Regions from separate parts of the Mus musculus genome. Here region 2 is linked to region 1. Evidence: chromatin loops called from intact Hi-C (ENCODE). Cell type or tissue: left cerebral cortex. All regions are shown on one strand. Links, peaks and the distances in the headings refer to the core of each region. The heading gives the core; the rest is flanking DNA. Region 1 holds the start of Cbln4 (cerebellin 4 precursor protein). Region 2 has its middle 40 kb from the start of Mc3r.

The links. Hi-C counts contacts between places; a loop is a spot of excess contacts. Peaks named below come from ENCODE experiments on the same cell type or tissue, not always from the same donor. Only the 100,000 strongest peaks of a DNase experiment are listed, where the experiment ranks them.
Region 2: it touches region 1 in a loop (6-fold over the local background); 5 of 42 quality-filtered maps call a loop at or near these places.

Annotation. Positions count from the first base shown.
Region 1 is chr2:172,037,473-172,047,378 of GRCm38, reverse strand. Cbln4 (cerebellin 4 precursor protein) reads left to right here and starts at 3,913. Exons shown (of 3, transcript NM_175631.3): 1 at 3,913-5,362; 2 at 8,289-8,405; 3 at 9,812-9,906. The coding sequence starts at 5,081. In left cerebral cortex, for the core only: CTCF peaks have their summits at 5,006 and 6,455; DNase peaks (open chromatin) are centred at 4,399, 5,048, 5,507, 6,362 and 1 more place; H3K4me3 peaks cover 3,591 bases; H3K27ac peaks cover 1,151 bases.
Region 2 is chr2:172,203,059-172,212,964 of GRCm38, reverse strand. No RefSeq gene overlaps it. Among named protein-coding and RNA genes, the nearest start is that of Mc3r, 40 kb to the left of the region's middle. In left cerebral cortex, for the core only: a CTCF peak has its summit at 5,807 (motif pointing right); a DNase peak (open chromatin) is centred at 5,782.

The DNA of each region.
Region 1 (9,906 bases), core at 3,316-7,315:
TCCGAACCCAGTGCCTCGCGTGCCTGTCCGCCTTCTCACAGACACCATCTTCTGAAGCAGCTCCCCCCTGGATCCTGCCTGTCTTGGCTCTCTCAACACTAAGTTCCCGTAGGAGACGTAATTTGTTTTCAAGTGGAGAAGTTAAGCCCAGCTACAGAGATGTGAAACAGAGATGAATTCAAAGGGGGCAGGGCGGCCATCCAAGGAGGGGGGCATCCAACGGGGGCGGGGTGGGCATCTAAAGGCATCTGGGAACCTCAGCGGAGGGAAGTGTTTGATTCACAGATGGTAAGTTTTCTAGTACCACACTTTAAAATATTTTAATTATTTTTGAGTATGTATTTTTGATACTCTCCATCTACATTGCTCCTCCTGGAGCCAATCCCACCTCTCTATGCACCCAACTTTGTGTTCTGTTTTTAATTGTTCTTTAAGAAACACACAGGGAACCCATCAAGCCTGATACGTGTTGCCCAAATACTCTTGGGTGTGGGGCCTGCTCTAGAGCATCCTCACAGGAAACGATTCTCCCTTCTCTCAGCAGGCATTAAACGCCAAAAGAACCTCACACTTCATGCTGGGATTCGGTCTGCCTTGAGCTCCTGCTGGTCTTGCGCACACTGTCACGGCCACTGAGAGTTCATTTGTGGAACTGCCCCATTATATCTGGAGATATACCATTGCCCTTTAGTCACTCACCACCTCTGGCTCTAACAATCTTCTCAGCCATCTCTGATACCACATCTTTAACTGAAAAAAGAGAAAGAAAAGGAGGCAGATTCGGACAGCATCTGGAAAGCAACTTGGGCTTGGTTTTAATTCCTTTCTCCTGAAGCAGCTGGAGGTGAGGTAGGTGTTAGCGCTAGGGCTGAGGAGACTTATTCAGGAAACCTGCCCCAGGCAGAGGACTTTTCTAGTATCTCTTGGCAGGAGCCAAGTGTTGCATATTTGACATTTCCCAGTTGGCAGTTCCTTCTCCCCCAGCCTTTTGTGGTTTGAGTTAACAACAGTGGTTTCAGCAAGGATGCACCGTGACAAGAAGCAGGATAACAGGACAGCCTCAGGAAGTCCAAGGTCAGAGGGCTGCTGACCTCGCCTGACAGAAGTGAGGAACTGGAAAACTCCCCAGCCTCCAGGCTTGGCTTTAGTCACCAGCATGGAAGCCTCCTGCCATAACAATGAACTCTGCTGCAGCTTCGGCACACCTCCCACGTGACAGCGACAGCTGAGGAGTGTACTGACCTTGCGGCTGTAGCATACAGTGCTTCCCCACAGCTGTCTCAGCCTTGAGGTCCAAGCCCAGACAAAGACAGTCTGGGAGCCTCCTCTCAGCGGTCTGTCTAGGTCTGATACCCAATGGACTTCTGGTATTTAAGGGATTGCCAGTGCCACAGCCTTGAAGCTCTCTCAGTTCTGTCTTCCGTAGGGGAGAAAGGTATAACTGATTGGCTCACAATGTCATATAACTTTTCCTAGCAGGTGACTGCAGGAAATGCCCCATCCCACACCTACAGGTCACCTTGAATAGCAAGACTTCTTTTAACAAGGAACCAAGACTTTCACCCAGATGACTGAAGCTTTGGATTTGTGTTTCATGGAAGAAGTTTCGCTCCAATTAGCTTGTACTAGAGGACAAATGGCTGATACGATGCAGTCTATTTAGAAGTGTTCAGTCGCTGTTCATTTAGCCCCTGGGTCTGTAATGCAGTCCCCCTGCTGGATTTGAGGCCTACAAAAATACTCCGTCGGTGACAGAAGAAAGAAATGTATTTAGCTAAGAGCTTCTTTGGAAAATAAATCCTAAGAGAAGAAAAGAATACAGAGAGAATATATCGGGGCTTGTGAGGAGAATAAAGGTTATCTATTTAACAGCTCTGTCAATTGAGTTCTTTCTCAAACTTCTCCCAGTTGAAAAACAAACAAACAAAACCCCAAGGCTTAGCTTGGATTCTTCATCTTGGCCAGAGGAGGCACTCTTACCCTTACAAGAGAAAAAGTCGAACCAAATTTCTTCTAGTGTCTGGTCTCAAACCCAGCCCTGGAGCCAGGGAGATGGCTCAGCCAATAAAAGCTCTTGCTCTGCAAGCACGAGGGTCTAGCAAATTCCCAGAACTCACATGAAAAGCCAAGTGTGGATGCACGTGCTTATGACACCAGCACCAGAGAAGGGGGAGACAGGAGGCTTGCTGAGGCTGGCTGACGGAGAGCCAGCTCCAAGGTCAGTGAGAGACCCTGTCCCAAGGGAGTAAGGTGTAAAACAATAGGCAATAGAGCAGGACCACGTGCACATACACGAGTGGACACACACACAACATGCACACACACATGCCCACACATACACATATGCACACACATGCATGTACACACACAATGGAACATGCACAGACATTCACATGTACACACATGCACACATATATACACATACATGCACACACATACACACATGCACACACATGCATGCACACACACAATAGAACATGCATAGACATATACATGTACACATACACACATGCACACACATACACACATGCACACACATGCATGCACACACACACAATAGAACATCCATAGACATATACATGTACACATACACACATGCACACACATGCATGCACACACAATAGAACATGCATAGACATATACATGTACACATACATACACACATACATATGTGCATATACATTTACACACACATACACATACATTTGCACACACATGCACACATATGTATACACACCCACACCCACACACACCACGGAAGTGCCACAGGCACTGCAATGACTAGTGATCAGTGTTTGAATAAGGACATCAGAAAAGGTCAGATGAGAAACTATATGAAGTTTACGGTGGTGTCAAGGTGGCACTCTCCTAAAGGCCTGGCAAGCTTTTCTGTTTTTTTTTTAGAGCTTCGATGAAAGATATGCAACATTGTTACAAATAGCATAGCCCCAGAGCCCCAGCAACTCACAAGCTGCACTGACTACCTCCCTCAACTGTGTTTCCAGACAGCACATCTTTATATCACTATAAGAAGTTGGGGCTAAGGATCAACCCTAGGGGCATCTTGTATCTTAATACTTGGAATTTCAGCATGAGCTTGCGGCACACATTCCCTTGGAGAACCTTAGGAGATCAGACTAAAGATGTAGGTCTGTCTGGATTCTGCAGAGGAAGAGCTCGAACGCCATTCCAAGAACGCACAGGACCATCTGGGAAGCTTAATCTGACCCAAGGACATGACTCAACCTCTAAACAATTTGCAACCAGTACGTACTAATCAGGAGGTCTGAGTGGCTGGTGGCTTCCACAGGGACGTTGTTTTGATTAGAGAATAGCTGCACTGTTCTCCTGCAGCTGAAGTCAAGAGAAGTCAACAAGGAATTTGGGAGTGTCCTGACCCCAAAGAATACTGAACCAGAAAGCCGGGGCCCTTAGTTTGGGTAGTATTGGCCACTCATTAAGGTCTTGGTCAGGTTCATGCAGCCAACTCCAAAGCCAAGCTCTGCTTCCCCGCTTCCCTTCCGTGGCTTCCGAAAAGGAAAATAAGTTGCCAGTCAGAGGCCAAGATGGCAGTGGAGTGCACAGGGGAGGAACATCAAAGAGGGAGAGGGTGCAGTACTCTCGGGGTGTGCATTTTAATTGTTACATTTAAGGGATACTGTTCACTATGATTGTTCCTGCCCCTGATTGGGATGGCTGCACAGCGTGAGAAGGCGAGCCCCAGTGGGTTCCGAGGCTCATCCTCTTGAGCAGAAGAAAAAAAAACAGGCGCCTCCTCCACACCCGCCCCGCCCAGGGCACAGAACTGCCCCCGGGCTTTTCTGGGCTCTCCAGGCTCGAGGGTTACGTGGGACAAGCTCCTGACCAGGCGCAGTTGGGGGACACTGGCTGGTCCTCTTAGCGTCAGATAGCAAACCGCGCAGATTCGCCGAGGTCCTTCCATCTCCACATCTGAGCTGGCAGCGCCACGTTCGGTTCAGAGAGTCTTGCGCAGGGCAGGGTGAGGGGACCCACAACTCCCTCTGCGGGTCCAGGTGGAGCTGGCGGCGAGCAGCCGCGGACCCCTGGCAGGTGCAGGCAGGTGAGCATCATCCTCTGGGTACACAAAGTGCGATTTCGGGGGGATCAAGTGACCTCAGACCTTGGCAGCCGGCAGCGCCGTGCGTCCCGCTCTGTCCGGGTGCGTTCAACGTCACACAGGCGCTGCTCCGCTGGGGTCAACGGACGCCTTTTCTGCTTTCCGGGGATCCACGGGATGAGCGGGCGAGCCAAAGCCATCTGCAGGCAGCACTCCTATAAATAGCGCGCGGGTGCCCTCTCGGCGCTGTCCCTCCGGCTGCACTGCACGCTGAGACACAAAGTTGTGCGCAGGGACGCGGGAACCCAGGGCAGTAGGCGCCCTGCACCTTAGAACTGCTTTTGGCGACGGGCACTCAGCTGCCGCCTACCTGCGTCGGAGTGACACCGGGCTTTGGGGGAATTTTTGACCAAGCGCAAGTGGAAGTCGCTAGCATCCTAGCCATGGACATAACCTGGCATTCTTCTCATCCCCGGAAACACCTCCTGCCTCTGTAATTTGTTCCTGCGCCAACCAGAGTCCCTCGGACAGGACCGACACCCGCACCGCTCGGCACTAGCCACCTTTGCTAGCGTTTACTCGCGGAGTCCCCTCTGTGTCTTCAGCTCTGTGCTTCACCAGGAGTGCTTGGGTTCGGGGTGAGAATTTATTTTGTTCTTTTGAGGTGTGACTGAGAGGGTCTGGAGACTTTTTAGATGTCAAGGGACAAGTGTGGGTGCCGTGGCCCCAGGCAAAACTGATTTGGGGGTGGAGGAGTTAGGGTAGGAGTTCTGCATGAGCTCCTTAAAGGACAAAGGTAACAGAGCCAGCCAGCCAGTTCGAAGGGAGACTTCAGTCCTGAGAATTGGTGGAAGTGCGCGCGCCGCTGCTGCCGCCGCCGCCGCTGTTCCTGCAGCGCTGTCGATCTAGCCACTGGCGTCTTCCCGAGCTCCCGGATCCCGGGGTAGCAGGCGCCGCCTGGGAGCAGAAGCGCCAGGCTGCCGCTTGCGCACGCGGCTCACCATGGGCTCCGCGCGCCGGGCGCTGTCCGTGGTACCAGCCGTTCTGCTGATTCTAGTGCTGCCTGTCTGGGCACAGAATGACACGGAACCGATCGTTCTGGAGGGCAAGTGTCTGGTGGTGTGCGACTCGAACCCAGCTACAGACTCCAAGGGATCATCATCTTCCCCTCTGGGGATATCGGTCCGGGCAGCAAACTCCAAGGTGGCTTTTTCGGCGGTTCGGAGCACCAACCACGAGCCATCTGAGATGAGCAACAAGACTCGCATCATTTACTTTGATCAGGTCAGACTCCCGAGGGATGCAGAGCGCATATGGGGATGGGTGGTCTCTGGGTATCGGGGGCTGCATGCCCAGATTCAGCTAATATGAATAGGATGTGGCGAGATCGTTTTATCAACTGACGGTATCAGTTTGAAACTCAGAGCTGCCTCCCTTCCCCAGCAACCACAGCCTCCATTCAGTCCCGTAGTCTTTGGCACAGGCCTGCGCGGTGGGTGGCTTGGGAGCGCAGAGGAAAGCACCTGGAGATACGACAAGTTTAACAGCAACAGGTCATCAGGGGCTGAAGGGAATACTGTCCCTGGATGCTGAGATCTATTGGTAGAGAAGTTGGGCCTCTGGCTCAGACTTATCAGCAGGTGCCCTGGAGGCGTTTCTGAGGGGGCCCTATTAGACAGTCTGAATTGTTTGACTTGTGTTTCCAGGTGGAGGCTCATCTCTCCACAAGGCTCTGGGGTTCCACAAGGTGCAGGGACCCTTCCAAGTAGACACAGATGATTAGGGGTGTGGTTCTGGGGGGGGGGGGGTCAGAGACCATCTCCAGATCTCTAGCTAGGGTGACTCCGCAGGGTCCAGGGTAGCTGGATTAACACCACCCTGCCTGGTAGAGATCAAAAGCCTTTCTCACTATTGCTCCACTCAGAAAAGTTGCCCAGGCAGGAGGAAAAAGGATGGAGTAATTGCATAGAGCTTGGGCAGGTAAGCGCTGGGGGCTGGGTTTCCCTTTCTGGTTCCCCCAGGGCATTGTAATTTGCTGAGAAAGCACAGATTTTGAGGTAGCAGCCAGGGGATGGGGCTGAAACTGATGAAAGCTGCAGCTTCTGCCCAGCTGCTCAGGGCTCTGTAGACAGGAGTGACGAGCAATCCCTGGGATTCAGCTTAGCAAAGCCCTGACTCCTGCATTTTGGTTCCAATCCCAACAGTACCAGGAGTCTGTCTTATGCCAAAGTCACACAGTTCACAGTTGTATGCCGAGTCCCGCAGGCGGGTTAAGCGGGGCTTCGGGACATGCCAGGAAAGACTCGGGGTGACGTTCGTGCTCTTGACTTAATTCTAAGTAAGACACTCGCCAGCTGGCTAGAGACAGAGATGTCTCCCTAGAGGCTTAGAATGGGATAGCTATAATTTTAAAAAAATGAATTAAGTAATCCCTTTAGAGATTTTGGTGCAGTGTTTAACAAAGTGATGGAGAGGGAGCCTAAGGCCAGCCTGGTCTGTGTTTTAGCGCATTATCTAAATGCTGAAGCCTCGTGGACATTGTGTTATCCTTGTCTGGGGCATTCTTTTCAATGTCCTTCCCACCAATTAGAACAGGAAAGGGGTTTTTCTTTTGTTCTGGGAGCCGTGCATCTTTGAGACAACAAGACACACTTAGTTATAAATCTTGACGTGCTTGGATGCTTCTATTACCCTGCAGAGTCCGCGGCTAGCTTCGTGTTTACTGATCAACAATAATTGGCACCTCTACTTTGTTAATAAAGGATGCCTCTTGTGTCCGAGTCTCCCAGTCTTGGCTAAGCACTTTACATTATTCTAACGTGCTTGGCAAAAAGATGTTTTGTCAGGCCATTGTGCACAGCTGGTGACGGGGCTTTAGAAAGTCCATCTGGTCACACGTCAGAGGGCAGAGAGCTGATACTTATGGTGAGAAGCTGGGATCTCACACCTCGCACAGATCTGTATTTCAAGGCAGGGCTGAGACCGGTGCATTTACCTAAGTGTTCTGACGTTCTGGCGTGCTGTAAAGAGGCAGGGTGCACTTTGAGGAAATGAAGCAGGAAGTACGAAATATGTTAATCTTGACAAGATGATGATGTTTGAGACAGATAACAGCAGACTGACTCTAATAAGCAGGAAATATATCTTTGGAGACACATCTGATTGTTATGGATTTATTTCTTGGTGAGACATGAAAGAAAGCTTCCTTGTTTTGTTTGGGCTCTTATGCTCTCCCAGGAAGGGACGTACCTCCGAGACACTGAGATTTGACTGAGAATGTACAGAAAATCAGAGTTAATGTCACAACCAGGCCACACACTGGAACACAAGGCACATTGTGGCTTTCTTAGAAACAACGGCTAACTTAACTTTTCACTTTAGACCCTTGAGCTTCAGATAGATTTCAGGTGGCTGATAGGAAGATAAAACAAGACACGGGAGAGCACGGAAAGGCCACCCGGTTTACTGTCCACATGTATGCCCTTCTCTTGGCACCCAGCCAGGGCTGATTCATTGCCAGTGTATGATATTAAGGCTTAGATGGCACATAAGCAAAAAAAAAAAAAAAAAAAGCCATCGGTCTGAGGACAGCTCTGGCAGAGGCTAGGGGAAGAACCTGGCTTTGCCATCTCTGTGGCCCCAACTTGTGGTGCCATGGACTAATGCCCCATGGTAGGGAGGATAACATGCCTCTGTGGTGTGTCCAGGGATTACTGCAGGATGCCGATTGGCTGGCTGGGTAACGTCCCTTCTGGACGTTGGGAAGGCGCATGGACTGTGGAGATGGAACCGAACAGCAGACATCTTCCCTCCGATTCTCAGTGAAAGCTAAGACAGACCTTCACATGGTACTCTGGTGATCCCAGACACCTCGGCCTGGAAACTGACACCTGAATGCAACACAGTCATTGTATTTATTTACCTTTTTCCCCTGTGCTATTTAAAAGGTAGAAGACGCTTCCAGTATGCACTTTTATTTCCAAGTCACTTAACAAGAAAGACATAGGATTAGCTGTTTTATTCTCTATTGTTTCTGAAGTTAGTTATTTAAAAAAAAAAAAAAAGGGAAGAAACAGGAGAGAGAAAAAAAAGAGAGAAGGGCCATATAAAGAAATGGGGAGGGGAGGAAGAAGAAGGGGAGGAGGGAGGGATTTATTGTACTCATGGGAGGAAACTACAATTTTCTGTTATTTGTTGCTTTTTATTGCAGATCCTGGTTAACGTGGGTAATTTTTTCACATTGGAATCTGTCTTTGTGGCACCGAGGAAAGGAATCTATAGTTTCAGTTTTCACGTAATTAAAGTCTACCAGAGCCAAACCATCCAGGTACATCCTCCCATTGAGTGCTCCTTGCCTCTGCAGGGTGTACTTGCATTGTAAAGATAGTTGTCTATCTTTTCTGTTTGTTTTCAAAGGCGTGTGATTTGCAATTTTTTTTCCTTTACAACATCCACTTGGGTGTGTGACAAAAGCGAGTAGAAAAATAAGCAACACAAGACAAAACAACAACAGCAACAACAAAACACAGTTTGGGAAAGTTTCACGACACAAATCTGTACAGGGGGTTGGTCTTTATCTCATGCTTGAACAAAAGTTACTCAAACTTATACGGAAAAAAAATCTTACAAAACTTTACAAATGAACATTAAATAAACAGAATAAGTACACTACCATCTAAAAATGGTGTGATGCAACAACAACAACAACAACAACACAGCTTGGCAACAACAAAGATTCCATGACAGGGATCTCTATGGAATATAGTACTTTTATCTCATGCCAAAATAAAAGTTACTCAGACTTATACAGAAAAAAAGTCTCGTAAAACTTTACAAATGAACGTTAAACAAACAAAACAGGCTTGCTATCATTTAAAAATTGTGGGTTGCAATTAACTATTGAAGCCACCAAACTACCAGGGAGCCAGCTACTTATGACGCTTTTGAGAAAGGCTGTGCGGAGCTTGGCGTGCTAGAGCTTATTTTTGGCTTCTACTTTTCTAGCAACTTCTCCCCAGTTGCATAGTTAGTGTAGTGCATGTTTATAGCGTTCTAGAATGTTACATTGAATACCTAGCATTTATATTATATTTTATGTCCCTATGATTAATAGATGGCACAGTCATCTGCCACTTTTATATCCCAGTGACTGGATCAACTGGCTGGCCTTAGGTTTCATCTACTCCATATTAATCCTAACCTAGAGAAAGGGAGTGTTTAGTGAACATATCTACTTCCCTGGAAACTGACATTTCAAATGACTTTCGTTGCTGTGCAAATTCCAGAAACCGAGACGCCTTCTCAGTTGCTGGGAGCAGCTGGTGCTATCTGACCATGTCAGGGTTAGGTCAACATTGGGAAGCTAGTGGACAACTTTGTTACCAAATAGTTTAAGCTGAGCATAAGAGGCTGGTCCAGTGGTTAGCTTTGTTTCCACACTGAGGGAAAGTCAGTTTTCCACATGATTAGATGGCTTTCTGGAGGGCATTATTTTTGTAGGAATATAAGGAAATTTTCATTGGAAAACATACACACACAGAAAAACACACACCCACACACTCACATACACACAAACACACATTAAATCTGACCCTGACATATGTCCAGTTTGAAAGAAAAGGAGAATATTTCTAAAATAGCAAATATTTGACCAGGTCATGCTTTGAACTGTTTCCTAGCACAGATTTCGATTTTAAAGGGAGCTTTTTTTGTGGGGGTGATTTTTCTTTCCAGGTTAACTTGATGTTAAATGGAAAACCAGTCATCTCTGCATTTGCTGGTGATAAAGATGTGACCCGTGAAGCCGCCACTAATGGAGTGCTCCTGTA
Region 2 (9,906 bases), core at 3,743-7,742, 170 kb before region 1:
ACTCCTGTCCTCCCATCCTGGCATTCCCCTACACTGGGGCATTGAACACACTCAGGCTGGAGGGCCTCTCCTCCCACTGATGTCCAACAAGGCCATCCTCTGCCACATATGTGGCCAGCACCATCGGTCATTCCATGTGTACTCTTTGGTTGGTAGTCCGGTCTCTGGGAGCTCCGGGGGTGGGGAGGGTCTGGCCTGTTGACACTGTTGCTCCTTCCATGGGGATACAAATCCCTTCAGCTCCTTCAGTCCCTTCTTCAACTCCTCCATCGAGGAACCCTGAGCTCAGTCCGATGGTTGGCTGCGAGCTTTCTCTTCTGTATTTGTCAGGCTCTGGCAGAGCCTCTCAGGAGACAGCCATATCAGACTTCTATCAACAAGCACTTCCCAGCATCCACAATAACATCCAGATTTGGTGGCTGTATATGGGATGGATCCCCAGGTGGGGCAGTCTCTGGATGGCCTTTCCTTCAGTCTCTAACTCACACTTTGTCTCCATAGTTCCTCCTGTGAGTATATTGTTCCCCCTTCTACAAAGCACTGAAGCACCCACATTTTGATCTTCCTTCTTCTTAGGCTTCATAGGGTCTGTGAACTGAATCTTGGGTATTCCCAACTTTTGGGCCAATATCCACTTATTAGTGAATACATACCATGTTTGTTCTTTGTGACTGAGTCACCTCACTCAGGATGATATTCTCAAGTTCCACCCATTTGCCTGCAAATTTCATGAAGCCATTGTTTTAAATGGCTGCGTAGTACCCCATTGTGTAAATGTACCACATTTTCTGTATCCATTCCTCTGTTGAGGGACATCTGGGTTGCTTCCAGCTTCTGGTTATTATAAATAAGGTTGTTATGAACACAGTGGAGCATGTGTCCTTATTATGAGTTGGAGAATCTTCTGTGTATATGCCCAGGAGTGGTATAGCTGGGTCATCAGGTAGTACTTGACCAAATTTATGAGGAACTGTCAGACTGATTTCCAGAGTGGTTGTACCAGCTTGCAATCCCACCAGCAATGGAGGAGTGTTCCTCTTTCTCCACATCCACGCCAGCATCTGCTGTCACCTGAGTTTTTGATCTTAGCCATTCTGACTGGTGTGAGGTGGAATCTCAGGGTGGTTTTGATTTGCATTTCCCTGATGACTAAGAATATTGAACATTTCTTTAGGTGCTTCTCAGCCATTCAGTATTCCTCAGTTGAGAATTCTGTTTAGCTCTGTTCCCCATTTTTTTAAAAATAGGGTTATTTGGTTCTCTGGAGTCTACCTTCTTGAGTTCTTTGTATATATCGGATATTAGCCCTCTATCAGATATAGGATTGGTAAAGATCTTTCCCCAATATGTTGGTTGACATTTTGTCCTATTGACAGTGTCCTTTGCCTTACAGAAGCTTTACAATTTTATAAGGTCCCATTTGTCTATTCTTGATCTTAGAGCACAAGCCATTGGTGTTTTGTTCAGGAACTTTTCCCTTGTGCCCATGTGTCGGAGACTTTTCCCCACTCTTTCTACTATAAGTTTCAGTGTATCTGGTTTTATGTGGAGGTCCTTGATCACTTGGACTTGAGCTTTGTACAAGGAGATAAGAATGGATCGATTTGCATTCTTCTGCATGTTGACTGCCAGTTGAACCAGCACCATTTGTTGAAAATGCTGTCTTTTTTCCACTGGGTGGTTTTAGCTCCTTTGTCAAAGATCAAGTGACCATAGGTGTGTGGGTTCATTTCTGTGTCTTCAATTCTATTCCATTGATCTACCTGCCTGTCACTGTGTCAATATCATGCAGTTTTTTTTTTTAAATCACTATTGCTCTGTGGTACAGCTTGAGGTCCAGGATGCTGATTTCCCCAGAAGTTCATTTATTGTTGAGAATTGTTTTTGCTATACTGAGTATTTGTATTAGGTCTTCTTTCAAGGTCTGATAGAATTCTTCACTAAACCCATCTGGTCCTGGCCTTTTTTGGTTGGGAGACCATTAATGACTGCTTCTATTTCTTTAGGGGTTATGGGACTGTTTAGAGGGTTTATCTGATCCTGATTTAACTTCGGTATTTGGTGTCTGTCTAGAAAGTTGTCCATTTCATCCAGATTTTCAAGTTGTGTTGAGTATAGACTTTTGTAGTAGGATTTGATGACTTTTTAAAAAGAATTTCCTAAGTTTCTGTTGTTATATATCCCTTTTCATTTCTGATTTTGTTAATTTGGATATTGTCTTTGTGTTCTCTGGTTAGTCTGGCTAAGGGTTTATCTATCTTGTTGATTTTTCTCAAAGAACCAGTTCCTGGTTTTCTTGATTCTTTGTGTAGTTCTTTTTGTTTCTACTTGGTTGATTTCAGCCCTGAGTTTGATTATTTCCTGCCGTCTACTCCTCTTGGGTGTATTTGCTTCCTTTAGTTCTAGAGCTTCTAGGTGTGCTGTCAAGCTGCTAGTGTATGCTCTCTTCAATTTCTTTTTGGAGGCACTTAGAGCTATGCGTTTTCTTCTTACCACTGCTTTCATTGTGTCCCATAAGTTTGGATATGTTGTACCTTCATTTTCATTAAATTCTAAAAAGTCTTTAATTTCTTTCTTTATTTCTTCCTTGACCAGGTTATCACTGAGTAGAGTGTTGTTCAGCTTCCATGTATATGTGGGCTTTCTGTTCATGTTGCTAGTAAAGACCAGCCTTATTCCAAGGTGATCTGATAGGAGGCACTGGATTGTTCAATCTTCTTGTATCTGTTGAGGCTTGTTTGTGGCTGATTATATGGTCAATTTTGGAGAAGGTACCACGAGGAGCTGAGAAGAAGGTATATTCTTTTGATTTAGAATGAAATGTTACATAGATATCTGCTAAATCCATTTAGTTCATAACTTCTGTTAGTTTCACTGTGTCTCTGTTTAGTTTCTGTTTCCCTGATCTGTCCATTGATGAGAGTGGGGTGTTGAAGTTCCCCACTATTATTGTGTGAGGTGCAATGTGTGCTTTGAGCTTTAGTAAAGTTTCTTTCATGAATGCCCTTGCATTTGGAGCACAGACGTTCAGAATTGAGAGTTCTTCTTGGTAGATTTTTCCTTTGATGAGTATGAAGTGTTCTTCCTTATCTTTTTTGATGACTTGAAAGTTGATTTTATTTGATTTTATTTGATATGGCTACTCCAGCTTGTTTCTTGGGACCATTTGCTTGGAAAATTGTTTTCCAGACCTTTACTCTGAGGTAGTGTTTGTCTTTGATACTGAAGTGCATTTCTTGTATGCAGCAAAATGCTGGGCCCTGTTTACATATCCAGTCTGTTAGTCTATGTCTTTTTATTGGGGAATTGAGTCCATTGATGTTAAGAGATATTTAGGAGTAGTGATTGTTGCTTCCTGTTATTTTTTGTGGGAAGCCACAAACGCCATTACAAGAAGGCGCTGGTTTCAATAAGCCAACGCCCATGAATATGGGTAAACAACCAATGTGCGCATGTGCATGAGTTTTTTGCCGAGTCACTGCCTGGCCCGATGCATATTTATGAGGTACTGGTAGCATAACCAATCAGGTATGGACACGTCACTCCTAGGCCTATATAAGCAGCACCATTTCTGGGGCTCGGGGTCTTTCGCCTACGCAGTCCATGCTCTCCCAATAAATGTGTTGCAGAAGGATCCTGTTGTGGCATCTCACTTGCTGGCAAGTCGGGCGTCCCACAATTTTTTATGTTATTTTGTTTGTTTGTTTGTTTGTGTGGCTATCTTCTTTTGGGTTTGTTGAAAGAAGATTATTTTCTTTTTCTAGGGTATAGTTTCCCTCCTGGTGTTTCCATTTCCCACCTATTATCCTTTGTAGGGCTGGATTTATGGACAGATATTGTGTAAATTTGGTTTTGTCATGGAATATCGTGGTTTTTCCATCTACGGTAATTGAGAGTTTTGCTGGGTATAGTAGCCTGGGCTGGCATTTGTGCTCTCTTAGGGTCTGTATGACATCTGTCCAGGATCTTCTGGCTTTCATAGTCTCTGGTGAAAAGTCTGGTGTAATTCTGATAGGTCTGCCTTTATATGTTACTTGACCTTTTTCTCTTACTGCTTTTAATATTCTTCCTTTGTTTTGTGCATTTGGTTTTTTGACTATTACATGACTGGAGGAATTTCCTTTCTGGTCCAATATATTTGGAGTTCTGTTGGCTTCTTGTATGTTTATAGGCATCTCTTTCTTTAGGTTAGGGGAGTTTTCTTCTATAATTTTGTTGAAGATATTTACTGGCCCTTTAAGTTGGGACTCTTCACTCTCTTCTATACCTACTATCCTTAGATTTTGTTTTCTCATTGTGTCCTGAATTTCCTGGATGGTTTGGGTTAGGAGCTTTTTGCATTTTGCATTTTCTTTGACTGTTTTGTCAATGTTTTCTATGGTATCTTCTGCATCTGAGATTTTCTCTTCCATCTCTTGTATTCTGTTGGTGATGCTTGCATCTATGACTCCTGATCTATTTCCTAGGTTTTCTACCTCCAGGGTTGTCTCCCTTTGTGATTTCTTTATTGTTTCTATTTCCATTTTTAGATCCTGGATGGTTTTATTCAGTTCCTTCACCTGTTTGGTTGTGTTTTCCTGTAATTCTTTAAGGGATTTTTGTATTTTCTCTTTAAGGTCCGTGTTCTCTTGTATTTCTTTAAGGGAGTTATTTATGTCCTTAAAGTCCTCTATCATCATCATGAGATGTGATTTTAAATCAGAGTCTTGTTTTTCTGGTGTGTTGGGGTAACCAGGGCTCGCTGTGGTGGGAGAATTGGGTTCTGATGATGCCAAGTAGTCTTGGTTTCTGTTGCTTATGTTCTTGCCCTTGCTTCTCGCTGTCTGGTTATCTCAGGTGTTAGCTGGTCTTGCTGTCTCTGACTGTGGCTTGTCCCTCCTGCAAGAGTCTGTGTCAGTACTCCTGGGAGACCAGTTCTCTCTGGGAGGAATTTAGGTATGGAGAGCTGTGGTACAGGGCCAGCTCTGGGGTGGAGACAGAAACCAGAAGGATCCTGTCCCCAGATAATCCTTGGTTCCTGTGTCTGATGGCTCTGGGTGGCTCCCTCTTAGGCCAGGAATTTGAAGAGATGTGGTGTTCTTACCTGCACTGTCTCCTGGGAGACCAGCTCTCTCCTGGAGGTATTTGTGTAGGTAGCTCTGTGGCATAGGACCAGTTCCAGGCTCAGATGGAAACCGGAAGACTTCTGTCCTAGGCAGTTCCTCCATTCCTGTGTCCTGAGGGTTCTGGGTGGGTTCCTCTGAGCAGCAGTGGTAGTCTTACTTGCACTTACTGGCGTCTCTGCACTCCTGGGAGACCAGCTCTCTTCTGGCGGTATTTGTGAATGTCGCTCTGTGGCACAGGATCAGCTCCGGGGACAGACAGAAACCTCACTTTAGTTTTCAAAAGTGTTTTATTTTGATTATTAAAAACAAAAAACCCAACAACCAACAAACCCATGACTATTATACAATCTCAAATATTTGGTACAATGAGATCCTGAGACATCTCCCTGAGCATCACAAAAGAGAACCCTGGCACTAAATGGATTTTTAAATTTTCTTTTTTTAGGGGAAGTGGAAAAAAAAAAAACAAACGAGTAGGTGAGCCTGCCTACTGGAAGAGGTCCAGTCTCAAGGCTGGAAGTGGGAGGCAGAGGGAGAACCCCACGTTACGGGAATTCTCTTGGCTCCGTTTCCTGGACCACATTGGTGGAGTGCTTGCCAGCTTTAGGGAGACTCCTAATTCCTGGCAGAAAGAAGCTCTGGGAATCCCAGATGTACATGGAATTATTTCAATCAGTTCTGGATCTGGCCACTAGGTGGCGCCAGCTCTCCCTCGCGTGGCCTGCAAAGGCATCAGGGGACCAGTAGTGCTAAGGTCCCTCCATCCCAATGCTGGGATTCCAGCTCACGTTTTTTTTTTTGTGTGCCGAAATTGTGGGGTCCCACTGCTTGTTTTCATCTATCAGTCGGAACGTGTCATTTGAAGTCGTGTTGGCCTTTAGCCTAACCTGTTTTTCAAAAGCTCTGTGGGCTCAGAGGGACCTGGCTTTGCTGGGGGTTCACCTGATTTGGGAGTTCCTGGGCTGTAGTCTGAGAGAACTGAGAATTGGGGAGGGAGGGAGGTTACCATCCACCCTCACTGAGCTCTCAATACGACCGCAGGGGTGTGTTGGGATGGACACAGCGTTCTCCAGACATGAATCTTAGAGGTTAGCATCTCAATCGGGGCTAGAGGACATGGACAAGAAATCTGCACCAGATTGTCTTTACAACTTCAGCCCTGAGAATGTCAAAGGAGGCTCTTTTGCAAGGCCTGAGCTGGTTAGGGGAAGCTTCCCGGGGGAGGTGGACTAGGTGTTATGAAGCCTGTTTTATGCTCTGCCTACAACATTGGATCAGGAGGGGCAGAGTTGGGTCTAGAGTCTTGAGTCTTCTGAAATGAGTGACCAGCTTCCTTGGCTGCCTGCTAACTTGAGGGCAGCCATGCAGAATTCTCAGGGCTTCCCACAGGGTCCCCATGGGTCTTGGGCAGCTAAAAACACATCCAAGTCTTGGGCCCAGTGGCTGGGTTTAGAACAAGAATGGGATTTTGAAACCATTTCCCAGACAAAAGTAAAGCAGAGACTCTGGTGTGTAAGTTTGTTTCTGGGAGAGAACCAAGATGGCTCACAGCAATACTACTAGAATGTTCTTTCCTTTCCTTTCCTTTCCTTTCCTTTCCTTTCCTTTCCTTTCCTTTCCTTTCCTTTCCTTTCCTTTCCTTTCCTTTCCTTTCCTTTCCTTTCCTTCCCTTCCCTTCCCTTCCCTTCCCTTCCCTTCCCTTCCCTTCCCTTCCCTTCCCTTCCCTTCCCTTCCTTTTCCTTTCCTTTCCCCCCTCCCCCTCCCCCTCCCCTTCCCTATTCTTTCTTTTCCTTTCTCATGACCCTTCCTGTTCACTTTACAGCTCCTTGCCTCTCTTCAGCGGTCAGTCCTGGGATGGAGTTCTCACCCTGTTCTTAGCAGTGTCCCCTGGAGTGAACACAGAAGACAGAGACCTGAATCACAGATACAGCCTGTTAAGCATCATCAGGAGGTGCAGATGGGGGTGGTGTGGGCTGCTCATCTTCCCGCTGCATTCAGATTGCAGTGGGGATGGAGGATGGAGGATGGAGGATGGAGGATGGAGGATGGAGGATGGAGATGGAGGATGGAGGATGGAGGATAGAGGATGGAGATGGAGGATGGAGGATGGAGGATAGAGGATGGAGATGGAGGATGGAGGATGGAGATGGAGGATGGAGGATGGAGATGGAGGATGGAGGATGGAGATGGAGGATGGAGGATGGAGATGGAGGATGGAGATGGAGGATGGAGGATGGAGATGGAGGATGGAGATGGAGGATGGAGATGGAGGATGGAGGTGGAGGATGGAGATGGAGGATGGAGATGGAGGATGGAGATGGAGGATGGAGGATGGAGATGGAGGATGGAGAATGGAGGATGGAGATGGAGGATGGAGATGGAGGATGGAGGATGGAGATGGAGGATGGAGATGGAGGATGGAGGATGGAGATGGAGGATGGAGATGGAGGATGGAGATGGAGATGGAGATGGAGGATGGAGGATGGAGATGGAGGATGGAGGATGGAGATGGAGGATGGAGGATGGAGATGGAGGATGGAGATGGAGGATGGAGATGGAGGATGGAGGATGGAGGATGGAGATGGAGGATGGAGATGGAGATGGAGGATGGAGGATGGAGGATGGAGATGGAGGATGGAGAATGGAGGATTGAGATGGAGGATGGAGATGGAGGATGGAGATGGAGGATGGAGGATGGAGATGGAGGATGGAGATGGAGGATGGAGGATGGAGATGGAGGATGGAGATGGAGGATGGAGATGGAGGATGGAGGATGGAGGATGGAGATGGAGGATGGAGATGGAGATGGAGGATGGAGGATGGAGGATGGAGATGGAGGATGGAGATGGAGGATGGAGGATGGAGGAGGAGGATGGAGGATGGAGATGGAGGATGGAGGATGGAGATGGAGGATGGAGATGGAGGATGGAGATGGAGGATGGAGATGGAGATGGAGGATGGAGGATGGAGGATGGAGATGGAGATGGAGGATGGAGGATGGAGGATGGAGATGGAGGATGGAGATGGAGGATGGAGGATGGAGAATGGAGATGGAGGATGGAGATGGAGGATGGAGGATGGAGGATGGAGATGGAGGATGGAGATGGAGGATGGAGATGGAGGATGGAGATGGAGGATGGAGATGGAGGATGGAGATGGAGGATGGAGGATGGAGATGGAAGATGGAGATGGAGGATGGAGGATGGAGATGGAGGATGGAGGAGGATGGAGGATGGAGGAGAATGGATGGAGGATGGAGATGGAGGATGGAGGATGGAGGATGGAGATGGAGGATGGAGAAAGGAGGAGGATGGAGGATGGAGGAGGATGGAGGATGGAGGATGGAGATGGAGGATGGAGGATGGAGATGGAGGATGGAGATGGAGGATGGAGATGGAGGATGGAGGATGGAGGATGGAGGATGGAGGATGGAGATGGAGGGTGGAGATGGAGGATGGAGATGGATGATGGAGGATGGAGATGGATGATGGAGGATGGAGGATGGAGGAGGATGGAGGATGATCTTGCAGAGGTTGAGCCTGCTGCGCTCCATCACTTAGCTTTAGTGGAAGATGCCCCCGTTCCTTCTGAATCCCTCGGTGATCAATTGGTGATCACTATCCTGCGCTGTTGTCAATGCTCTCTTATCCCCCACCCCCACCCCCCAAGAAGTCACTGTCCCTTAAAGAGAAAACGGGCTGGACAGGCAGCTCAGTGGCAGGCAGCCTGTTGGTGTAGAGGACCAGAGTTTCACTCCCAGCACAACTGCCTATCAGTCCAGTTCCATAGAATCCAACAGAAGCTTGCTCCTGGCCTCCATGGACACTCTTACACCACACACTCACAACACACACATACACACACACACACACACACACACACACACACACACACACAAAACAAATATTTCCCTTTAAAGGCAAGAGAGGAGGGGCTGGAGAGATGGCTCAGCAGTCAGAAGTCTCTGCTCTATCATGAAGACCCTAGCACCCATGTTGGGAGGCTCACAGATGCCTGTAACTCCAGCTCTGAGGGATCTGATGGACTCATTTTGTCCCTGTGGGCACTGATGCACACATATGTGCACATACACATGTGTATCCACATCAGATAAAATAAAAGTAGATCTTTAATAGGGAGTTAAAGGAGCAGATCACAGACTGAGCTCCTGGTGGGCAAGGCACTCGATGGTGGTATCTGCTACAGCAGAATACCTGCTCAGAGACTGTGGGGTGCAATGCCATGGGCCACTGACCCGGGTGACCCTTCTCATGGGCTAGGCAGAGCATCATGAGCCTCTTGCTGACTTGGGGTCACTAGTTATCTTTGAACACCTATCCCAGTTCTCCATGGGTGGAGGTGCCTGGAGGCAGCTCCCGTTTGTCTGTCTTCTTATCCACACAGTGTTCTCTGCCATCCAGATGGTCAGTGGTGGACTGGATAGACCAAGGGGCAGGTAGAGCAGAGACTCAAAGTGAGTCACAAGCTAACCTTGCTCCCTTATCTTCACCTCTGTCTGAGTCAGGGTTTCCACTGCTGTGCTAAACACCCTGACTTGAAAGCAACTTCAGGTATGTGTGTGAGGGGAGGGTTGTTTCAGCTTGAACTTCCAGGTAGCAGTCTATCACTGAGGGAAGTCAATGCAGGAACTCGGGCAGGGCAGGAGCTGATGCAGAGGCCATGGAGGGGTGCTGCTCCCATGACTTGTTTTCTTATAGAACCTGAGACACCCAGGGTGACCAGCCCAGGGATGACATCACCTACAGTGGGCTGGACCGTCCCACCTATATCAAGACCATCA